Regions from separate parts of the Mus musculus genome. Here region 2 is linked to region 1. The links are chromatin contacts, found by Hi-C in ENCODE. All regions are on one chromosome and are shown on one strand. The core of a region is the stretch at or near the end of the contact, and the rest is flanking DNA. Distances in the headings are between cores, read along the strand shown.

Region 1 (4,327 bases), core at 1,639-4,138:
AATTCCCAGCAACCACATGGTGGCTCACAGGCATCTGTAATGAGATCTGATGCCCTCTTCTGGAGTGTCTGAAGACAGCAACAGTGTACTCATATACATAAAATTTAAAAAAAAAAAAAAACCTTAACAAAATATATAATAATAATGATCTAAAATGCTCTTTACACAAAGAAATAATAAACTTTTAAAGTGATACCATTAACATGACACATTGTAAATACATATTGAAATAACACATTGTACACATTGTACTCCATAACATGTACAATTACTTTGTATTAGTTGAAATTTAAAATGTTAAAAAGGAAGTATAGGGGCTGGAGAGATGATTCAGTGGTTAAGAGCAAGGCTGTTCTTCCAGAGGGGCCCAGGTTCAATTCCTAAAACCAGCAGAGCAGCTGTTTGTAATTCCAGTTCCAGGGTAACCAATACCCTCACACAGACATAAATATGGGAAAAACACCAATGCACATAAAATAACAACAATAATAGATAATTTTAAAAGGAAACAGAATGAATAATTTAAGTGTACTTTTATCATATTTTATTAGTTCCATATAAAAACAGAAGCTGCTTTAACATATAACATTATCTCTTTTAAACTCTCTCCTTAAAGCTGAAGATAGATAAAACTCAGGCTGACATGCTCGAGGCCCTGAGGTTCGGTCCCTAGAACTCTAGTGTAGCTCTTAGAATGTAACACATCAATCACTGGCATCTTATATGTTAAATGTATACTCCGTTGGTTTCTACAACTAGCAAAACGAATGAATGCTCTCATCAAATAAGGAACAAGGACCAGGGATGTAGTTAAGCTGGCACAGAGCCTGAATGGCACGCAGAGCCCTGGCTTTCATACTCAGCACTACATACACCAGGCATGATGGCACATATCTGTAATCTCAGCATTCAGAAGGTAAAGCAGGTGGATGAGAAACTTAAAGGTGTCTTTTCATGCATGGAGAGTTCTAGGTCAACCTGAGCTAGATGAAACTCTACCTTAAAAACAACAACAAAAAACTTGGTGGGCCTGGTGGCTCATGCTTTTAATGCCAGCACTCAGGAGGTAAGAGACTTCCAGCAAGTCAAAGCTACATAGTTAAATCTTGTCCCCCCCAAACAGACAAACTATATGTGTGTATGTATATACACATTCACACATATAGTTTATATGCATAGTATATGATGTACTCTAATTGTCAACTAAAATATTCTCAAGCATGTCTCAGGACTATGGCCTATGGGAATTTATAAAATATCAATCATTATGCCTTCCTATATAGTTAACAAAATTTTCCAAATTTGGAGCAGTGACCAATACTGGTATTTCTATTCTAAGCAGAAAATTTTCAAACAGATCCAAGTTTAAAAAAAAAAATGTTGAAATCATGGTGCATAATTGGAATGCCAAAATAACACACAGCACAAACTCTGATTAACAGAAGAAATGCTGTTACTATGCAAACATAAATTGTACCATCTCCCTGTCACTTAATGTGATTACTTACTGGCTTTTTCCTCTGTATATTATAAAACACTACAGTCACCATATTAACCCGTCACATATTTAATTTGTACCATCACCTTTCTCCACTGTTTTGTTTTTTGAGACGGGTTCTCACTATGGGGCTGACTGTCCTAAAGCAGGGTGGCCTCTGCCTCCCTATTGCTAGGACTAAAGTTGTGACACCATACTCGGTCTCATCACCTTTTTTTGAAAGTAATCAAATTTTTTTTTTTAGTAAATTTGGGGGAACTATTCTACCATGTGGCATGTAAGGCAGTTTATGTAATCCTATCTGATCTCACAATATTGTCCTAAAGGAGGTACTAACTTGACACCAGGAACAAATTTTCTCTGAGAACAACCTACTTAAACTTGCTAAGCTAAGTAGGAGCGTCCTAAATTCAAATGTGGTATTTGTCACTAAAGCCAGGCGTCTTGATTCAGGAAACGTAGTTACAATAAAGAAGTATGCACTCGAACCAAAATAAGTAACCTAAGCCTCTTCCCTTTGACTCAGGGGCAGGGCGTTTACCTAACACTCCATGAGGCCTTGGGTTCAACCGCATCACCGCGTGGAGGGAGGAAAAAAAATCAGCACTGGTGCTCTCCTTTCAAAAATAAATATCCACAAAATGAAAATCCCAAAGTGCTTTCAGTGTAAAGTACTCCAGGACAATTAATTAAATTTCCAAGTGATGGTGCGTCTACATTCTTGACTTCAAAATCCTTAAGCCTGGATTCCCATCTCTGTAAGATAAGGCAAGACACTGTCTCCTCGGGAATCTTAAGATCGTGACAGAGTCATAGTAGTCGCACCCTCAGATCACGGAATAAAACTACAACTAGAAGTGGTTTCATCCAGCTCAAATCAAAAGCTTGTTGCAGGAGAGGTGCTCCGTGGTAAAAATCCAACAGCTCAGCTTGATAGAAGACCTTACCTGCTCCCGGGAGCCTGTTCCTGGGGTTCTGCTCCCCCGGAATCCACTGCAGGCACATCTGTGGGCTCCGCTGGCTTCGGAGCTGACTCGGTGGCAGGCTCCGGAGGCCTGGGAGCCTCTGGTCCACGCTGGGGATTGGGAGCGGCGGAGCCCCTGGTCCCTACACCAGGCCTGACATTTGGCTTCACGCTAAGGCGTGCCCTGCGGAACATGGCGGAGCCAGGGGGCCGAGAGCGGCGGCTCCGCGGCCGCGCTCAGCCCAGAGCCCCGGCCGCTGCCCGCAGGCTGACACTCTCACCCTCCCACACGTCCACAACCACCAGTCCAGCGCTGGCTACCGCAGTTTTGCGCCCCCTCCGCCTCCTCCGCTCTCCCGCCACCGCCTCCTCTTCATGACCCTGCCACACTAAAAGCTAAGTTTCTCCTCCCCGCGTCCCGGCTCGCGAAAGGCGCCGGAAGCAATGCGTAATCATTCGGCGCCGACGATGACGTCAGACTCCGGGCGCCGGGAGCCATAGCAACTGCAACGCTCTGTAGCTTCGGTTACCTGTAAACCAGAGATTTTTTTTTTTTTTTTTTTTTTTGATTCGAAGACAGATATTCTTTCCTTTGTAAGACCTTGGGAGTTGTTGAAAAGAGAGAGCGGAAGCAGCTGAATCCTCCAGGTCAAACTTTTTTTTTTTTTTTTTTGGGGGGGGGGCCGTTTCGAGACAGGGTTTCTCTGTGTAGCCCTGGCTGTCCTGGAACTCACTCTGTCGACCAGGCTGGCCTCGAACTCAGAAATCTGCCTACCTCTGCCTCCCAAGTGCTGGGATTAAAAGCGTGCGCCACCCCTGCCTGCCCGGCTCAAACTTTTAATTTCTCGCCAGTGGTGCTAGGGTTTGAACCCAGGATCCCTCACAAACCCTGCATTCTCGGCATGCACACTGCCATGGAACGTCCATCCCCAACCTACTTAACTGAATCTTTTATGAACTATTAAGGAGTTTTCGAGAAGAGTCAAAGTGTGCAAGAATGCAGAGCATGGTGGTGCGTGCCTGCAATCCCAGCACTGGAGAAACCGAAATAAAGAGGTCACAAGTTCCGAGCCCTGGACTATCTGACAAGACTTACCTCAAAATTACAATAAGATAAAATAGTATGAGAGTAGTGCCTTAGCACCAGTGCATCCCCAGAGCATAGAACCTGTTTGTTTTAGGGTTTTTGAGACAGGGCCTCTTATAGCTAAGGCTGCCCTTCAACTCTTGATCCTCCTGCCTGCACGGGCTCAATGTTGAGATTACAGGTATGTATAGGCTACCATACCCTGCTAGGAAAAAAAAAAGTTTTAACTATGAGTATGGAGAGAGCGAGTTTGCGGGAGACTGAAAAGTTACAGGTAGTTATCAGACTCCTGATGCTGGTGCTGGGAACCAAAACTAGGACCTACTGGAAGAGCAGGAAATGGATCTACTGAGCCATCTGTCCAACCCCCAACCTCCGCCAAGAAATTTTTAATTGAGTAAAAAAAAAGGTTGAAATTCTGTGTGAGGAAATCGCAAAGAGAAGCCATGAAACACTTCACAGGACATCCACTATATGGGCTTTTGTACACTTTAAAATAAAAACTGTCAAAAATGATTATACTCCACATTTTGCACACGAATGTTGCAAAATTTATTGCTTCCAGAGATATCAACGGAGCAATAAATAAGACATTGTATGTTACAGAGGAGAAAATACAAAATAAATGAACAAGATCAACAAGAATATATTAAATATGATGAGATTTCAAGGGTGATGGAAGAGTCCTGCGGTACTGGCAGTAGGGCAACTTGACAAGGAAAATAGGTATCAGATTGCAAACCAGCCTCTGCTACATGAAACCTTTTCAGAAGAGAGA
Region 2 (4,277 bases), core at 185-2,684, 630 kb after region 1:
AGAAATACAGAGCTCAACCACAACAGGCCCTGAGTTCTATTCGGAGTCGCAGAGTCACCATGAGCTGGCTATAGATGTCAGCAGAGGAACGAAGCTCAACCAACTGCTCTGTTCTAATGCCTCCACATTCCTAGCTGTGCGACCCTCAAGTCATCTAACTAGCCTCAGGTACCTCAAAGGGGAGGCAAAGACACTTTACCTATTTCACGGACTATTTGGAGGTTAAGTGGGGGAAGAAAAAAAAAATAGTCAAAAGTGTTTGGCACACAGGAAATTATATCAGGGTGTTGTTAATGAATTTAAGTTTTAAGAATACTTAAATCTTTCTAGAAATTACACTATTATCAGTATTGCTGATGCCAATGAAAACCTTCGTGTATAGATAACACACCTTTAACAACCTTTGACATGGAAAGACCATGCCATCCAAAAGGACTGAAGAGACGCTGTCCTTGCCTCCATAGCCAACAACCAACTTTTAGGGGATGAAACGTTTTAACTTGAACAAAAACTGTTTCAGCCCGAGTTCCATCTTGAAACACAGGATACTAATAAATACTACTGTCTATAGAGTTCTTGTAACTCCTTCAATCAGTGTGACTGTGAGCAGTAAGATGAAGCCGAAGGTAGCCCATGTCTGTAATGCCCGGCACTCGGGAGGCAGAGGCAGAAGGATTTCCACGAGTTGGGAGACCAATCTGGACTCCATAGCAAGACTATCTCACAGACAGCCATCCATCAACTGTTAATGCACGGGCATTTACTCTCTAAGAGTTGCCTGGCGTGGTGGAGTACGCCTGCAAACCTGCAAACCCCCCAAACCCCCAAACACAAAGCAGAAGGGTTAAGGCTCGCAGCAAGTTCTAAATAGCGAGGTCCGTGCCAGCAAGGGCTACGTGGCAAGCAAGACGCAAAGACTGGAGAGGAAACAACATAAAAAGGCAACTCACTTTCTTAATGGCGACGATTTGGTTGGTGTTCTTGTCCCTGGCCTTATAGACCGTCGCAAACTAGAAAGGGGAACAGTAACAAAGTCGTAAGAGGTCTTTCTTTACCTGCTGGTTGGTTTTTGGCCCTTCCCCACCTCCCCCTTTTAAGAACAAAGAAGCCCTGATTCTGGAGGGGACTGGCCACGGCCTGCTACGTGGTCTGGAGGCCTCTTCTTCAGCAGGGAAGAAGCAATTCAGGGATGGTGACAAGGGGACCGAGCAGCCGGCGGTGGCCAGGCTGTGCCTGCCTGCGCGAGAACTCAGCCCCAGGCCTCACCTGTCCCTCTCCGAGGAAGTCCAGTTTCTCATAGCGCTTCGCTCGAGACTTCACGTCCACAGCCATGCGAGTGAGAAACCAGACCCGGGCACCCAAGCTAAGCCCTCCACCCCGCAGGAATTTAAAGCGTCCGAAAGCTGCCCAACAGCTACTTCCGGTCGCTGGACGCACACGACCTACGGGTCCCGCCCATACTTCCGCTGTGGGCGGGGCCAGTCCTACGGAAGCTGAGTTGGGCCGCGAACCCTGCCCTTCCCCGCTGCCACGTGCACACAGTACCCGGAAGCTGTGCTGTCCTAGACTGCAGTCAGTGTCCATTTGTTACTGGATTTTGTCTTTAACGTGGATTTTTTTTTTGCTTCCAAAGATGATAGGCCAGGGTTCTGACGTGGTATTTCTAAGTTCGGAATGTAGCAGAAGTGTAAGGGCTTGCCCTTGCAGCTGTCTTGCTTTGCGTTACTGTGTCGCCTGAGTCTCTATGGACACCAAACCCCTCCATTTGTTTTGTTTTGTTTTTCTTTTTGTGCATGTTTTTTTCCTCCCCCCCCCCCCCACTAATTTATTGACTTATTCTCTTTACATCCTGATCTCTGCCCCACTTCCTCCAATCGGGTACCCCTCCCCGTCCCACCCTCAAGTTCTTAAAGGCTGATTTATGAAGAAACAGGCCCAGGAAATCAAAACCAAGTCCTACTGAATGCTATAGAATGAGCCTTTGGTCTTATAAAAATTTGAAACTAATGATTTAAGAAAAACATACAGGGGCTGGTGAGATGGCTCAGCAGATAAAAGCACTGACTGCTCTTTGGAAGGTCCTGAGTTCAAATCCCAGCAACCACATGGTGGCTCACAAACACCTGGAATGAGATTTGACGCCCTCTTCTGGTGCATCTGAAGACAGTTACAGTGTAACTAGTTATAATAAAAAATAAATCTTAAAAAAGAAAAAGAAAAACATACAGAGCCTTTACACATAGTAACAGTGTTTGCTATGTAATTAATGATTTCACTTTAAGCCTAGCTGTCAATTACTGGCTCCAGCAATGGTTTCCTTTTGAGTCATATCTTTGTTTCCAGTTTGCAGGGTAGAGGGTGGTTTTGTTGAGGCCTCAATTCCCTGGTGGATTTAAGAATTGATCTTCGGGCTGGTGAGATGGCTCAGTGGGTAAGAGCGCCCGACTGCTCTTCCGAAGGTCCAGAGTTCAAATCCCAGCAACCACATGGTGGCTCACAACCATCCGTAATGAGATCTGACTCCCTCTTCTGGAGTGTCTGAAGACAGCTACAGTGTACTTACATATAATCAATAAATAAATCTTTTAAAAAAAAAAAAGGAAAAAAAAAAAAAGAATTGATCTTCGGCTGGGCAGTGGACTGGGAGGCATAGGCAGGCTGATTTCTGAGTTCCAGGCCAGCCTGGTCTACAGAGTGAGTTCCAGGACAGCCAGGGTTACACAGAGAAACCCTGTCTTGAAAAACCAAAAAAAAGAGTTGATCCAAGGGCTAGAGAGATGGCTCAACATATAAGAGCACTGACTGCATATTCCAAAGGTCCTGAGTTTAATTCCCAGCAACCATATGGTGGCTTATAAGATCTAGTGTCCTGTCATGCAGGCATACGTGCAAATAGAGGACTCCTGATCTCCAAGCCCCTTAATACTTTTGTTAATAAAATTTAAGAGATCCATGCAAGGTTCACCATATCAAACCAAAATTGGGGGCATAATGAAGTTTTGCATTAGACAGAAACTAATCTGACTTTCCAAGGAACTAGCAGCCAGTTCTCCCAAGCTGGCCAGTTTTAGGTAACATAAAGAAGTACTTTAACCCATATGAAAAAGTAAAGTAAGCGTAATTAAGCAATCGGATTCTCCCTCTACTGTTTCCTGTTCTTGTTCCATCCCTACACATCCCTGTCCTGCCAGGCATGGCAGTGCACTTCAGCACTGGAAACACAGGCAGGAACCTTGCAATTTCCAGGAAAGCCTGGCCTACAGTCACACACACACACACACACACACACACACACACACACACACACACACAATCTGTTATTGGTCATTGGGAGTTTTTTCTATAATCCTGGGTTGATTAATACTCAATTCATAAATCACAAAATTCTACAACTACATAACTAACCAGGTTATAATCAGAATCCTACATGCTACAATAAACATGTAGTTAGACTCCACAGTGCTGGGCTGGTGAAATGGCTCAGCGGGTAAGAGCACTGACAGCTCTTCAGAAGGTCCCGAGTTCAAATCCCAGCAACCACATGGTGGTTCACAACCACCATAATGAGATCTGACACTCTCTTCTGGTGCATCTGAAGACAGCTACAGTGTACTTACTTATACTAAATCTTAAAAAAAAAAAAAAAAACCCACCTCATTTAAGATGCAAACATGCCTTTAGTCCCAGCACTAGTGAGGCACAGGCAGGCAAATCTCTGTGAGCTTGAGGCCAGCCTGATTTATTCAGTAAACTTCAGGCCAGTCAGGAATACAAAGAAAGACCTTGTCTCAAAATAACTAAAAATTTTTTAACAAATATGTATTGATTCCTATATGTCAAACATTATTGTAGATCTAAAAATACCTTTTAACAAAATATCCCACTGTAGTGTAAGATAAAAATATAGGTCCAGACCATCTAAGTCTACATAGTGAGATCCTGTCTCAGAAAAAAGTTAAACATGAGGCATGATGGTAACTCTAAGAGGGACTGAGACGAAGACGGTGTTTTGCAGTTTTAAATAGGCCAGTGCAAGAAAGATACCACTGGACGTCCACTAAACATTAAAAATAGAATCAGATTAAAGTTTTATTATATTTATTGTGATTATGGTGGAGGTACCACAGTGACATTTTAAGTCAGGTCTTCAGGCTTGATGGTAATAGTTTCATCTCTCTGGCCCCAGATAATATTTTAAAAGGTTTCCTTTGGCTGCTAAGAGACCACACTATAGATAGAAGGGCAAGGAAAAGCAAGGCCTGTTGATATTGTGGTAA

What was found. A loop is a pair of places that touch in the nucleus more often than their neighbours do.
Region 2: a loop to region 1 is called in a map of gastrocnemius, with 3 times the contacts of the local background. The contact joins the promoter of Cdk7 here to the promoter of Bdp1 in region 1. A Hi-C loop is called at or near these places in 2 of 37 maps with a recorded cell type or tissue (gastrocnemius and left cerebral cortex).

Annotation. Positions count from the first base shown.
Region 1 is chr13:100,101,182-100,105,508 of GRCm38, forward strand. Bdp1 (B double prime 1, subunit of RNA polymerase III transcription initiation factor IIIB) reads right to left here and starts at 2,889. Exons shown (of 39, transcript NM_001081061.1): 1 at 2,446-2,889. The coding sequence starts at 2,657.
Region 2 is chr13:100,729,508-100,733,784 of GRCm38, forward strand. Cdk7 (cyclin-dependent kinase 7) reads right to left here and starts at 1,435. Exons shown (of 12, transcript NM_009874.3): 1 at 1,267-1,435; 2 at 951-1,010. The coding sequence starts at 1,332.